Regions from separate parts of the Homo sapiens genome. Here region 2 is linked to region 1. A link is a contact called in ENCODE Hi-C or POLR2A ChIA-PET data. All regions are on one chromosome and are shown on one strand. Each heading gives the region's core, a stretch centred on a gene start or an enhancer-like site at or near the end of the contact. The rest is flanking DNA. Distances are from core to core; before and after follow the strand shown. Region 1 holds the start of HARS2 (histidyl-tRNA synthetase 2, mitochondrial). Region 2 overlaps CYSTM1 (cysteine rich transmembrane module containing 1).

The links. Hi-C counts contacts between places; a loop is a spot of excess contacts on that map. ChIA-PET counts read pairs that join two places held with the same protein, here RNA polymerase II (POLR2A). Pooled maps may share reads with other maps.
Region 2: a map of thyroid gland shows a loop between it and region 1 (2.5-fold over the local background). The contact joins the enhancer-like site here to the promoter of HARS2 in region 1. A Hi-C loop is called at or near these places in 5 of 168 maps with a recorded cell type or tissue (IMR-90, chondrocyte, dorsolateral prefrontal cortex and 2 more) and 12 of 50 pooled maps. POLR2A ChIA-PET finds 5 or more read pairs at or near these places in 4 of 52 experiments (BJ, GM12878, IMR-90 and 1 more).

Annotation. Positions count from the first base shown.
Region 1 is chr5:140,686,177-140,693,217 of GRCh38, reverse strand. HARS2 (histidyl-tRNA synthetase 2, mitochondrial) reads right to left here and starts at 1,763. Exons shown (of 13, transcript NM_012208.4): 1 at 1,462-1,763. The coding sequence starts at 1,569. It overlaps HARS1 (histidyl-tRNA synthetase 1), which reads left to right and starts at 1,848. Exons shown (of 13, transcript NM_002109.6): 1 at 1,848-2,003; 2 at 2,274-2,363. The coding sequence starts at 1,914. RefSeq lists enhancers at 1,512-1,581, 1,662-1,751, 1,912-2,141 and promoters at 1,413-1,729, 1,794-1,820, 1,792-1,913, 1,463-1,913.
Region 2 is chr5:140,240,714-140,247,754 of GRCh38, reverse strand. CYSTM1 (cysteine rich transmembrane module containing 1) reads right to left here. Exons shown (of 3, transcript NM_032412.4): 3 at 3,966-4,450. The coding sequence ends at 4,344. PFDN1 (prefoldin subunit 1) reads left to right here. Exons shown (of 4, transcript NM_002622.5): 4 at 1,698-2,720. The coding sequence ends at 1,781. Among named protein-coding and RNA genes, the nearest start is that of PFDN1, 59 kb to the left of the region's middle. RefSeq lists enhancers at 5,177-6,013, 6,014-6,852. Within about 2 kb of position 3,719, at least 16 of the 41 ENCODE cell types and tissues checked have a DNase peak (open chromatin) inside an H3K27ac peak, as active enhancers do; they include dorsolateral prefrontal cortex and thyroid gland, where a contact is called at or near this core.

The DNA.
Region 1 (7,041 bases), core at 514-3,013:
GGGACTACAGGCGCGCCACCACCACGCCCAGCTAATTTTTGTATTTTTAGTAGAGATGGGGTTTCACCATGTTGGCCAGGCTGCTCTTGAACTCCTGACCTCGTGATCCAACCGCTTCAGCCTCCCAAAGTGCTGGGATTACAGACATGAGCCACCGAGCTCAGCCGCATTTTTAATATTCTCAAATACTTTAAGAATCTGAGAATAATGAAGGCACTGAACAACCCACCACTACCAACACCAACCATTCAGGGGTAGGGATTATGGTGATCTTCTCCAGGTCACCGTTCCTACTGAAAGAGCAAAAATAATTTTTTTTTTTTTTTCAGATAGAGTCTTACTCTGTCGCCCAGGCTGGAGTGCAGTGGCACGATCTCAGCTCCTGCAACCTCCGCCTCCCGGGTTCAAGCGATTCTCCTGTCTCTGCCTCCCGAGTAGCTGGGATTACAGGCACATGCCACCACGCCCGGCTAATTTTTGTATTTTTAGTAGATACGGGGTTTCGCCATACAGGTCAGGCTGGTCTCAAACTCCTGACCTCAGGTGATCCACCCCCCTTGGCCTCCCAAAGTGATGGGATTACAGGCATGAGCCACTGTGCCCGGACAAAAAAATAATAATTTTTAATAAGGTAGCACTGGTTATCAGGTTTAGAGAGAGGAAAACTGTAACTTGAAGACAAGGGAACCAGCTCAAGGACACAGAACAAGCCTGTGGAATGATAAGATATGGATTTCTTGAATGAGCTAAAAAACTCAGACTGATAAGATGCTGTGATTGAATATCAATAAAAGATCTGTGCCCTATTGTTCACGATAGCACAAAGCATCTGCTAAGAGAGCATTAGAATCTTTCCGAAGTAAGGCAAAACTTAATCAGTGACATTACCAGCACGCTGTATGCCCTTCCAAAAATAGAGGATGTGGTGGTTCCATACTATGGCGATTATCTGCCCTAAGAGAAGTCCAAGTTCAAGTACACAATCCCTTATCTGCAATTCCAAAATCCAAAACTCTCTGACATCTGAAAATGTTTTTCTGAGATTCATTTTGAGGTAAATTCTAAGATGAACTCAGTCTACTTCTGATCTTTAGTCATCTCATTTACTAGGAATATTCATATATTTCGCTTAAAAATGTTACTGTTTGAGTCCAAGAGTTTCAGGAAAAAGTGTGGATATGAATTAAAATACTCCCTTACTACATATCCGTGTATAAGTCATTCATTTAATCTTGCAGCCTCCGTTTCCTCAACTGCAGAATGGAAATCAAAACTCCAACCTCTCAAGATTGCTCCAAGGATTAAATGACCAGGCATCCAAATCGCTTAGTTCAGTGTCAGTACATAGTGGGCACTCGATAAAAACCGATTGTAACACTACTGGAATACAGGCCGCGAGGCTATGCGTTCAGATCTGGAGACCCTGCTGGGACAGACCAGAGATAATTCTGTCTCGCTCACCTGGCTTTGGCAACGGACCGCCCCGGTGCACGAAGCGCAGGGCGGTCGCAGGAGCTGGCTGAGCAGCGAAGCCCAGGCCCTCCTGGGAAGAAGTCCGAGCAGGGGCATCGCGCGGCAGGACGCCGGCTTTCCGGGACAGGAACAAAAGGCCTGGGAAGGAGGCGGGTCAGACACCAGGAAGGGTGGAGGGCACTGCAAAGGCGGAACCCGCGCACCAGGGAAAACTCGGGCGTTTGCGCACCTCACTAGTCACGAAGGCTGAGGTGGGATCCTCCCAAGTTCCCTTAGTAGCCAGCTTCGGCACTTCCGGGAGGAGCCGGAAATAATTTTTGTGCTCGGCGGAGGCTCTCTAGGCGTGCGACCCAGCGACTCGATAGCCGGAAGTCATCCTTGCTGAGGCTGGGGCAACCACCGCAGGTCGAGACAGCAGGCGGCTCAAGTGGACAGCCGGGATGGCAGAGCGTGCGGCGCTGGAGGAGCTGGTGAAACTTCAGGGAGAGCGCGTGCGAGGCCTCAAGCAGCAGAAGGCCAGCGCCGAGCTGGTGAGATTTAGGCAGCAGGGGAGAGGGCCAAGGCAAAGCCTGGGAGGACGTAAAGCCAGGGTGTTCGGGACATAGGGTAGAGATGTGAGGGAAGCGACCAGTCTTGTAGGGAGGAGAGTGGGCTGCGTGGGGAGACATCCGGGGTGGGTCCCGAGAGAAACAAAGCTAGGCCTGAGCAGAGAGATGTGATGAGGGAGGAATATTGAATGAATGGCGGGGGAGGGAGGAGAGTGACAGATGGATAGCTCAGCGCCTTCTTTCCCTCCACAGATCGAGGAGGAGGTGGCGAAACTCCTGAAACTGAAGGCACAGCTGGGTCCTGATGAAAGCAAACAGAAATTTGTGCTCAAAACCCCCAAGGTAATATCATTCCTGTAGGGAGCCACTGAGAAAGTCTCTAACTCTACTCACGGGGCGCTTATGTCTGCCTCCCTAAACCAGGTCATTGAGGAGGATCTGAAATGCTGCAGAGGAGAGGACAGTCGCTCTGGGCGCTGGGCTGGACTGGACTCTACCTGAGTCATTCTGGGATGGCAAAGTGATGGCAGAAACTAGGCCAGCTGGGTGATCAGGGGAGTCAGCCTGCTGCTGCTACTCCTTCGTTCATTCAATAAATGTGTATTTAGCGCTATGTCTCTAGCACTATACAAAGCACTGAATATATACCATGGTGGACAATATAGCCTACCCTCATGGAGCTTACATTCTACTGAAGGAGAGAGACTTAGAACAAATAATCCCACACAGATTTTTTTGTTTTTTTTTTAAACAGAGTATCCTCTGTTGCACAGGCTGGAGTGCAGTGGCACATCTTGGCTCACTGCAGCCGCTGCCTCCTGGGTTCAAGCGATTCTCCTGCTTCAGCCTCCTGAGTAGCTGGGACTACAGGTGCCCACCACCATGCCCAGCTAATTTTTGTATTTTTAGTAGAGACGGGGTTTCACCATATTGGCCAGGATGGTCTTGAACTTCTGACCTCAAGTGATCTGCCCGCCTCAGTCTCCCAAAGTGCTGGGATTACAGACGTGTGCCACCGCACCCGGCCACCACATGTGGTTATGTAATTACATATTGTGAAAAATGATATAAAGAAATTAAGGTTGCTCTGAGAAAAATAAGGGAGAACTGGGGAGTCTGAGAAAGGCTAACTGAGGAAGTGATATACTAACTGATCTAATGAATGAGTAGGAGATAGCCAGAGGACAAGTGTGACAAAGATAGGTCCAGGTAGAGTATGGAAACCCTAAAGTGGGAAAGAACTTTGGTAGTTTTGAGGAACTAGAGGATGATCTACATGGCTAGAACTAAGTTAAGGAGAGTAGAGTGGAATGAGGTTGGAGATTCTGAGCTCATCCTCCAGTTCAGTTCCACTTTCTGTAAGTTCTATAAACAGAACTGTTTACCCCTTCATCTAGGTGCTCTTGGCACTTCATACATATTTGTTATTACACCAACTTTAAGTAGTTATTTATGTCGTTTATTTACCCTGAGACTGAGACTAGATGCCTAAATAGGTATAGTCAGCCCTCCATATCCCAAGGTCCCACATTCACAGATTCAACCAACTGTGGATCAAAACCATTCAGGGGAAAAGAAACGATTAAGAAAAAAAATCTGGCTGAGTGTGGTGGCTTACACCTGTAATCCCAGCACTTTGGGAGGCCACAAGGGGAGGATCATTTGAGCCCAGGAGCTTGAGACCAGCCTGAGCAACATAGTGAGTCCCTATCTCTAAAAACAAACAAACAAATAAAAACCTTTTGAAATCTAACAATAAAAATTTCAAATAAAAAATATAGTATAGCAACTATTTACATAGCCTTTACATTGTCTAAGGCATTATAAACACTCTAGAGACTATTTAAAGTATATAGGAGGATGTGCATATAATTTTATGTCAAGGGCTTGAGCATCCATGGATTTTTGGTATTCACATGGGGCCCAGAACAAATCTCCTGTGGATACTGAGGGATGATTCTATTTAATACATGTATTTGAAATTGAATTCCAAAGGAGAGGGGAGATGGTCTGTTTTCCTTGTGTTAAGGTTAATTCTTTGGGATCCTAAATTCATTGAGCTGTTTCTTTCTACATATAACTAATTTTTGAAGGTTAAAGAGACAGTGTAAAATCCCAAAGTGGTGATCATCAATGATTTTTCAAACTATTAGATGAAAAGCTTACTGTGGAATTTATGATGGATCAGTCTGTCCTCACTAGTGATCAGTTTTAACATCACTAAAAGTAGGACAACTAGACATTATGTTCCTGCTGATGTGATGCAAGAAGAAGTACACAGCACCACCTGGGAAGTATTCTTGCCAAGTAAATTGAACTTGAATCTAATCAGATCTTTGGACTAACTATCAGTTTACAGGAAATACTAGAGATGGAGGAACATGTTAGATGGCACATCAAGCATATTGTTCACCAAATCTAGAATGTGAAAATTTTTTTTTAGGACAAATGGCCCAATTTCCTCAGTTAATAAATGACCTTTTTAAAATAAAAAAAAAAAGTTGGGGAGGGAAGGAAACTATTGTAGATTAAATAGACATATCAGCTGATTACAACGCATAGACTTCATTCTGAAGCTGATTCAAATAAATCAACCATAAAAAGATATTATTGAGGCAACTGGGGAAAACTGACCATGGCTTAGCATTAGATAATATTAAGGAGTTGCTGTTAGTTTTGTTAGTTATAATAAAGATAGAGTCTTTGGGGTTTTTTAAATGTCCGTATGAGTTAGAGATTCATACTGAAGTATTTATGGATGAAATGATATGACGTCTGGGATTTATTTAAAAATATGTAAGAAAAACATGTCAGGGCTTAAATGAAATAAGAATAGCAGATGTTAATGGTTGTTGAAGCTGGGTAATGGATAAATGGTGACCTGTAATACTATTCTCTATATTGTGTCTTTGAAAATTTCCATACTATAGTGTTAAGATTATGCTAGAGAGTTAATATCCATTTTAGTATTAACAATAGAAAACTCAGTATTGTGGGGACAAGACTCTTTCAAGGGATCTTCATGGTCAAAACTATTTCTATAATAATTCTTTTGTTTTGTTTTGTTTTGTTTTGTTTTGTTTTGTTTTGTTTGAGACGGAGTCTTGCTCTGTCGCCCAGGCTGGAGTGCAGTGGCGTGATCTCAGCTCACTGCAACCTCCGCCTCCCGGGTTCAAGCGATTGTCCTGCCTCAGCCTTCCGAGTAGCTGGGACTACAGGGATGTGCCACCGCACCTAGCTAATTTTTTGTATTTTTAGTACAGATGGGGTTTCACCGTGTTGGCTGCGCTGGTCTTGAATTCCTGGCCTCAAGTGATCCTCCCACCTCGGCCTCCTAAAGTGCTGGGATTACAGGCGTGAGCCACTGCGCCTGGCCCTTCTATAATAATTCTAAGACATTATCTGCCTTTTTCGTTGTGTTAACATTTGCACTGAAGGCACAAAAGCGCTGGTGAGTAGAACTGCTGGTGCCTTAGCATACATTAAGACAGTGACACTAAACTGTACTAATAGCCAGTGTGTTCTTCACTGCCATGCACTCACAGTAAGTAAATAAATAAATTAATTAATTAATTAATTTAAAAAATTCAGTTTTACTTAACTATGTCATTGATAAAATGGTAAAACTTTGTTTGTTTTGGGGTTTCTTTGGAGACAGAATCTCACTCTGTTGCCCAGGCTGGAGTTCAGTGTCACGATCTTGGCTCACTGCAGCCTCCACTTCCCGGGTTCAAGCAATTATTGTGCCTCAGCCTCCTGAGTATCTGGGATTACAGGCGGGTACCACCACATGCAGCTAATTTTTTGTATTTTTACAGAAATACAAAAAACATACAAGAAACCTACAACATGTTTCACCATGTTGCCCAGGCTGGTTTGGAACTCTTGAGCTCAGGCAATCTGCCCACCTTGGCCTCCCAAAGTGCTAGGCTGAGCCACCATGCCTGGCCAAAAACTTACTGATTTTATTGAATCTTGACCCTTGAGGACCCTATTTTTAAATATTTGCTATGACAAAATGGGAAGTACACATAAAGCACTTCTGCACGCCAAGGTAGGGAAAATGCTTATGCCATTGTTCAAGTTGCAAGCTGATCTAGCTACTTTTTTCATAGAACATCTTGTTTTATTTGAATTAACAACTGAAAGATAAATTATGGTTTTTCAAACTTAAATATTTGGCAGACATTTTTACAACAATAAACGAAGTGAGCCTCGTCACCTCAAGGAAAACATCTGACAGTACTTGTAGGCAGTGAAAAAATTCAAGTATTCAGGTGAAAGTTAGAATTTTAGAAAACTTAGTCAGGGCATGGTGGCTCAAGCCTATAATCCCAGCACTTTGGGAGACCAAGGCGGGCGGATCACCTGAGGTCGGGAGTTTGAGACCAACCTGACCAACATAGAGAAACCCCATCTCTACTAAAAATTAGCTGGGCGTGGTGGCGCATGCTTGTAATGCCAGCTACTAGGGAAGCTAAGGCACAAGAATCGCTTGAACCTGGGAAGCAGAGGTTGTGGTGAGCCGAGATCGCGTCATTGCACTCCAGCCTAGGCAACGAGTGAAACTACATCTCAAAAAAAAAAAAAAAAGAATTTTAGAAAACTTGCATCTTCCATCATAAGCTTGACAGCTTCCCAATAATTAAAGAGTTTTCTACTGGGTGTGGTGGCTTACGCCTGTAATCCCAGCACTTTGAGAGACCAAGGTGGGCGGATCACCTGAGGTCGGGAGTTTGAGACCAGCCTAGCCAACATGGTGAAACGCTGTCTCTACTAAAAATAAAAATTTAGCCAGGTATGGTAGCTCACGTCTGTAATCCCAGCTCCTTGGGAGGCTGAGGCAGGAGAATCGTTTGAACCTGGGAGGTGGAGGTTGCAGTGAGCCGAGAACACGCCACTGTACTCCAGCCTGGGTGACAGAGTGAGACTCCATCTCAAAAACAAACAAACAAATAAAAACAGGCCAGGCAAGGTGGCTCATGCCTGTAATCCAAGCACTTTGGGAAGCAGAGGCAAG
Region 2 (7,041 bases), core at 2,470-4,969, 450 kb after region 1:
GTTGGCCAGGCTGGTCTTAAACTCCTGGCCTCAGGTGATCTGCCCGCCTTGGCCTCCCAAAGTGTTGGGATTATAGGCATGAGCCACTGTGTCTGGCCATGAGTTTTTATGGAGCTCCTGTTGTGTTCCAAGGAATTCTCTGCAACTTAGGACAGATGGGAGATGAGTAAAGAGGGTTCTTTCTAGCCTTAAGGAAATTTGAAGCAAGGAGAGGACAGACAGGAATCAGAGGTTCACGGAAGAACTGATAAAGATTTGTGTATGCCACATTTGGCTTCTGTAGGAAAAAGCCTCTATATGTATCATTTAATAAATAGCTAAGCGCGGTGGCTCACGCCTGTAATGCCAGCACTTTGGGAGACCGAGGAGGGAGGATCGCTTGGGTCCAGGAGTTTGAGATCAGCCTGGGCAATACAAAAAATAAAAAATTGAAGTTTCTCATTTCTACAAAAAAAAAAAAAAAATTAGCCGGGCATGGTGGTACACATCTATAGTCCCAGTGCACCTAGAGTCCCAGCTACTTGGGCTGAGGTGGGAGGTAGAGGCTACAGTGAACCGTGATTGCACCATTGCACTCTGAGCTGAGACCTTGTCTCAAAAATAAATAAAACATACAAACAACTAATTAATTGGACAGAGAGCTCACTTGTCCTCTGCCCTAAACTCTCCCTGCTTCCCTGAGTCCTGTGGGCACTTTAATGGGTGGAACAGAATCAACAGGTGCTTGGGTGAAGGGGGTGGAGGTGAGAGAAGGGCCTGGGCTGCCTGGTGACTGTATTACTGGTTCCAGTGTGGCTCAGTCACATATGCCCTGGGAGGTGATAATTTTGAGTATTCCCTCAGGACATGAATAGTATTCCTCTAAAACGGAGGCTTCATTTCATGTCTGTTAACTGGGAATACAGCCACAACTATGTCCTCGGGGCAAGGACCACTGGTAAAACCACCATACTTCTGGGGTGAGCACAGGGCAAATAATGTACAGACATCATTTCCTTTGACTAATCTTTGAAATCTTGGCTCCTGAAAGTAGTGAAAGTTCTTTGTCTAAGCCGAGATTTTTAATTTAGGACCCAGATGGAGTAGAAGGTAAGCCTCCAAAAGGTCTGCTTTCCTCAGTGTTTTAGTGTCCCAGATTCCTGGCAGGCAGCAGTCTCATTAGAAAAGCAGATTGCCTTCTGACTCACCCACTCAGTGCGATGCGAGACAGCCCCACAGCCCTCACAGCAGCCCATATTCCTGCTGGACAGGGCAGAGCGTGCACCATCCATTTTATAGCTGCAGTGGCTACAGACGCCTGGCCCAGGCCATGGAAAACCTTGAGAGGAGATAGTCTGTTACGGACAGGAGCTTTGTCCTGGAATTTCCTGGCCTTTGTCTGTCTGGGATAACTTCATGTACTGAGACGCCTGTTTTTTAGAGTCTTCTTCCTTCTGGGGGAAGAGTGCTACTGCCTGTCCTCCACAGAGCACTTTTGCTTCTACCAAAGCCATCTTCTCCCTGCTGCCTGCCCGTGATCACCCATGGTTCGGAGGTGAGGGGAGCACTGTGGGCAGGTGTGTGTACCTGGCTTGCAGTATACTCCTGAAAGTTGCCTGTCACAAAGGAAAAGCCATAACCATTGGACATCAAAGCTGTGTCTTCCAGCCCGGCCCATTCACTCTGGTCCTAACCTTTGTCTGTCTCTCATATTGCAGCAGAAAAAGTCCTACCTGGAGCGAAGCGTTAAGGAAGCTGAGGACAACATCCGGGAGATGCTGATGGCACGAAGGGCCCAGTAGGGAGCCTCTCTGGGAAGCTCTTCCTCCTGCCCCTCCCATTCCTGGTGGGGGCAGAGGAGTGTCTGCAGGGAAACAGCTTCTCCTCTGCCCCGATGGATGCTTTATTTGGATGGCCTGGCAACATCACATTTTCTGCATCACCCTGAGCCCCATTTGCTTCCCAGCCCTGGAGTTTTTACCCGGCTTTGCCTGCCACCTCTGCCCAGGACACTCTTCCCTCTCGGGATGTGTGATGAACTCCCAGGAGAGGGAAGATGGGAGCCAGGGCAAGATAGGAAGCTCTGCCTGAGCTTTCCACTAGGCACGCCAGCCAGACCAATAAAAAGCGTCTGTCCCACTCTGCTAAGCCTGGTTTTCTTGAGCAGAGGGATGGAACAGAGGGTGAGAGAGGCAGTGGCCGTCTCCACCTCAGCTCCTGCTCCCTCTGCATCAGAGCCCTTCCTTTCTTGGGGGATGGGCCTTGCCCTCTTCTCTTTTCCCTTCCTGTACCTTTGACTAACGCTCAGCTTCCGGGCCTGCATGCAGTAGACAGAAGAGGAAGAAAGAACAGATGTTCACAGCTGAATCTCAGTGAACAGAATAGCAGTCCCTGGATGGCAGTCTGCCTAAAGATTCCTTTCCCTGCCTTCTCCCATACATTCCAAAAGGAAGTTCAACAGTAAGCAGCACCTCCAAGACTGTCTCCTTTTGGCCAATATCATAAGATGGACGCCATAATCCTGAGGCCTCCTAGAGGCTGAGGGGGCAACGGTGTGATCCAGCTGGCTCATCCCAGCCCAGGTGGGCCAATTATTCAATTTTCAAGAATTTTGTTGCAAGCCAGTTGTCAAACACAGCCATTATAATTATGTAAATTTGCAAATTATGTTAAAAACAAGGACAATAAATATTCAAAATGCATCCCTAATTACTACATTTGACCACGATCTGTGCTCTATCTGTGCACTGACTGTGATCTGTGAGGTTGGCTCTGTTGTGTCTGGGTGGTAGAAATCCCACATGATGTCAGGTCCTGTGCTGCCCTTCCCAGCTCCAGTCAGTGACATCACATTGGTAACTTGAAATCAGCCATGGCATGGTGAGAACACGTACACCACAGAAATAAGACACAGGACATCAGAAATAAGACACAGGACATGCAACAAAACATGGCTTTTTTTTTTTTTTTAAAGAGAGCACCGGTAAACATTTATCAGCACGTCCACTGCTTCGGAGGGAAGGCAGAGTCGGCAGGGAGCTAGCTGTCAGCTGCGGCTTCTCGGGCTGGCTGGGCTGGGCGGGCCAGCTGATGGAGGAAAATCGGACTTGCTGCTATGGCAGCCTGGCGCCACCCTGTGGCCAAATATGAGATGAGTGGCACGGCTGACGAGCTGGGGTGAGGGGTGAGGGGACATCCAGAAGGGAAAACTTCAGCCAGGAGCGGTGGCTCACGCCTGTAATCCCAGCATTTTGGGAGGCCGAGGCGGGCAGATCAACTGAGGTTGGGAGTTCGCAACCAGACTGACCAACATGGAGAAACCCTGTCTCTACTAAAAATACAAAATTAGCCCGGCCTGGTGGTACATGCCTGTAATCCCAGCTACTCAGGAGGCTGAGGCAGGAGAATTGCTTGAACCCAGGAGGGGGAGGTTGTGGTGAGCCGAGATCACGCCATTGTCCTCCAGCCTGGGCAACAAGAGTGAAACTCCATCATCTCAAAAAAAAAAAAAAAAAAAAAAAAAAGGAAAACCTCTTGGCTGGCCCCATGTAATTGTAGGTTCCTGGGTTTCCAGGGAGCAGGCCTGGAAGCCACTCCAGGGGCAGCCCCTGGTTACCAAAAGGCCCTTTCCTAGGCTCTGGGTAAAGGCAGGTGCAAGATGTGGCAAATGCTCCTCCCTGAGCCTATCTCTGAGTGGGACTACGGGGAGAGTAGCTTGGCCGGGAGCCCATGACCCAGCTGGAGAACACCTGGCCCTCAGAACTGGCCGCCTTTGTAGCACCCTCACTGTTTGCATCACCACCAGAATAAAAAGGTAGATTGGCTGCTGGTCATACATTGGATGGTGGCCACTAGCTGAGATAGATACCCACATTTTATAAGCCTCAGTGAGCAGATGAGTAGTTAGTTAGACATGGTAACAGTCCAGGAGACAAGCACAGACTCCAGGTAGCTTAGCTTAGGCCTGGAATCATTTAGACAGACAGTTGAGCTTTGGACAAATTTATTGAAACATACAGGCGGCTGTTAGCAGAGAAATCATTCCATGATTGATGTGTTACATTTGGCCACTACCTTGAATGTATAATTTAAAAATTATATTTTTCACAACTAAGCCTTTGGCCAAAAAAGTCATTTAGCACATCTTTAAAGATCAATAAGAAATGGATTTTGGACATTAAAAAGATCAAGTCACTGAATTAAACAGTAGCAACCCCCATTAATCTAGAATCCCATAGTGCTGAAGGTAGAGGTGTCTGTGCAAAGCTAGTCATTTGTTAACAGCAATCAGAAGAGATGGGGGCAGGCACACCTGTCAGAGGTGGCAGCAGAGCTGGCAGGACAGGACGGCTGGGCTGGTCTGGTCAGGTGAGCATGTCCCAGAGACAGCAGCAACAGAGAGCCGTCCAGCAGGCTGTGAGGCAGGTGGATGGTCCTAGCTCATCTCTTCTTTGGTCTTCTACCACATACACTGGAGGGAGAAGAGGGAAGAGGGTGAGAATGGACTGGTGCAAACCCCAGGCCCTGCAAAGTTAGCCTCCCAGGACCACAGGAAGGCTACACCAGGGGAAAACTATTGAGCAGACTGGTGAAACCGTGTTCCTGCCATTGCTGCTGCTGAATGGAAGGAGGGTGGCTCAGCTCAGCTGCTTTCTCCCTCCTGCCACTCCAGACTCAGGACGCCCTCACCCTCACAGGGACAAGTACTAGAGAACTTGCAGAATGGCCCCATGCCAAGGCAACCAGAGTTGGCCAACCCTACTTGGTTTGTAAACCAGGTAGCATGTCTTCCCCCCTGGAGGGGAACTGGGGGTCATTTCTTGGGATACAGCTGACCCATCACCCAAGAATAACAGAGGAAAGGGAATTAAAATCTCCTTTTAAAGGGGGGCTTTAAACCCTTAAAGAATAATCAAGAGCCCTGGTTTTTCATTCCTGGGCAATACACAATTTCAGAATGTGCCCCCAACCTCTATACCTTGACATAAACGATGAAGGAAGGCAGGGATGAAAACCTGGCTGAGTGGGATGGGGCGGCTGGAGCCTGTGTGGTGTCTTCCTGAGCCTAGCATGCTCACTTTTCCTCCAAATGGAGCTGGAAACCTGAGCCCTGTCATGGCCAAGTGCTCTATCGAGAGATCTGAGTGCTAAACAAATCCATAGGTCAAGAAGGACCCCAACTACCCACTACTTGTTAGCTGATTTGCGGCATTAGCTTCTCTTCCCATAAGGACATATTTTAAATGGCTGCTAGTCAATCTGTGGCCACTGAAAATCTCAAAACAACCACTGTCATCAAACTCATAAGCAGTAAGCATTTCACTTTTCCAAAGTTCATGAATGCATGAATGTTATCAATTAAGCCAGTCCTTTAGGGGTTTTCTTTCAGTTTTCTTGTGTTTTGTATCTGTTTTTAGACCTCTCTCGGCAGCGCCTCTCTCTGGAGCCTGGTGTCATTGCTATTACAGGGCACGCTGAGTGGGTTAGTAGGGAGATTTTCCAGGTCCTCCCGTTGTATCAGCTGCCCTCTACTGCACGGACATGTTCCTTTTCCTTCTCCTATGGCACAGGTTTAATCCTAGTCCACTTGCATTTGGCTCCACTCAGCAGCACAGGTCTGGGTCTAGATGCCCTTCACCAGGAAAGCCTGCTCAGAGGGAGAGGATGAATGGCTCATTTATTCTGAGGCCTCCTAAGGTCAAGTACCTGATTTCGTCTTCACAGCAACCCTGAGGTAGATACTACCATCATTCCCACTTCACAGGCAAGGAATTCGAGGCTTAGAGAGCTCAAGTCTCTCGTTCAAGCACATGTGACGAGGCAGAGGCAAGGGCAGAATCCGAACCCAGGCCTTTATGGCTCTAAAGCCTCTGGCAAGCCAGGCTTGCTCATACCCAACTGGGATAGAAAAGGGATCAGAAAGAGAACAGAGGTGACTGGGGCTACAGCAAAGTCATCTCTCACATCCAGCCAGAGCCTACCCTACCCACTGAAGCCTGGCCACCCCAGGCCCTGGGGTCACTGCAGCAGGAAAGCCCCAGGCAGAGTGTCCCTTCCATCTGCCTGGATGGCCTGCCCACCCCGGGATCCTGCATGGGCAGCTCTGGACAGGGAAACCAGAATACAATGGCATGCAGATCCCCTTGAATAACCCCTTCCCTGTGCTCTCCCTGTCACAGGATTGGCTCGCCTGCCCCTGGGACAGAAAGCCCCTCCCCTGCCAGCTCTGGAAATAGCCTGCTTGATTCATGTGCAGGCCATCCCTGGGCTTCAGGCCAGAGACTCAGCTGGAGGCTGGCTGCAGTGGGAGGGGCCTCACAGGCTCTCTTAAGTTACCATTTATTGAGGTATTCACAAGTGCCAGGCCCTGTGCTGAGGGCTTTCTGGACATGGGGCCACTCAGTCTTCATGACCGCCGTGTGGGGCATGGGCATCAGGACATCAGTCAGTCTCCTCACTGCTTCCCCTTCTCCCCAGCCTCCAGAGACAGGGCTGAGGCGGTGGCCATGCCTTTCTCACCTGTCAGAGCCCCTGAACCTCAGGCAGCTTAACTGGGGAAACAAAAACGTCCTAGTCTTGCTTGCTCCACCTTTTTCCTCCAGTTTAATCAGGTTCGTTCTTGCCAGGGCTTTCACATAACATACTTGGAAACGTGGGGAACTAGGGACTTTGAACTCATTACTCCCAGGCAGTGCTGACAGAGGTTAGAAACAGCAGCTACAAAATGGAGGACTTCAAACCAGAGGGCTGTGACAGCCATGACAGGGGCGTTGAGTGCCCACACATAACTTAGAAACCCGAGTCACTTATTTCCTGGAGCACCAAGTTTCCCAAAAGCCTTAGGACCTTTTCACCTTTAGCTGAGGACAGAATCTCTGCTCCTGGGCTGTTGGGAGGATGGGCAATGGGGAGTAGCGTGGGTCTGGAGGTGGGAGTGACCTGCGTTTTCCTTGCTTCAGTCGCCCAAAGCAGGGATGACTAGCGCAGGAGAAACCCCCAAGGCAGCCCTCACAGTTCTTCAGAGCACCTGCGGTGGGGCCCAGAAATTTTACAACTGCATCT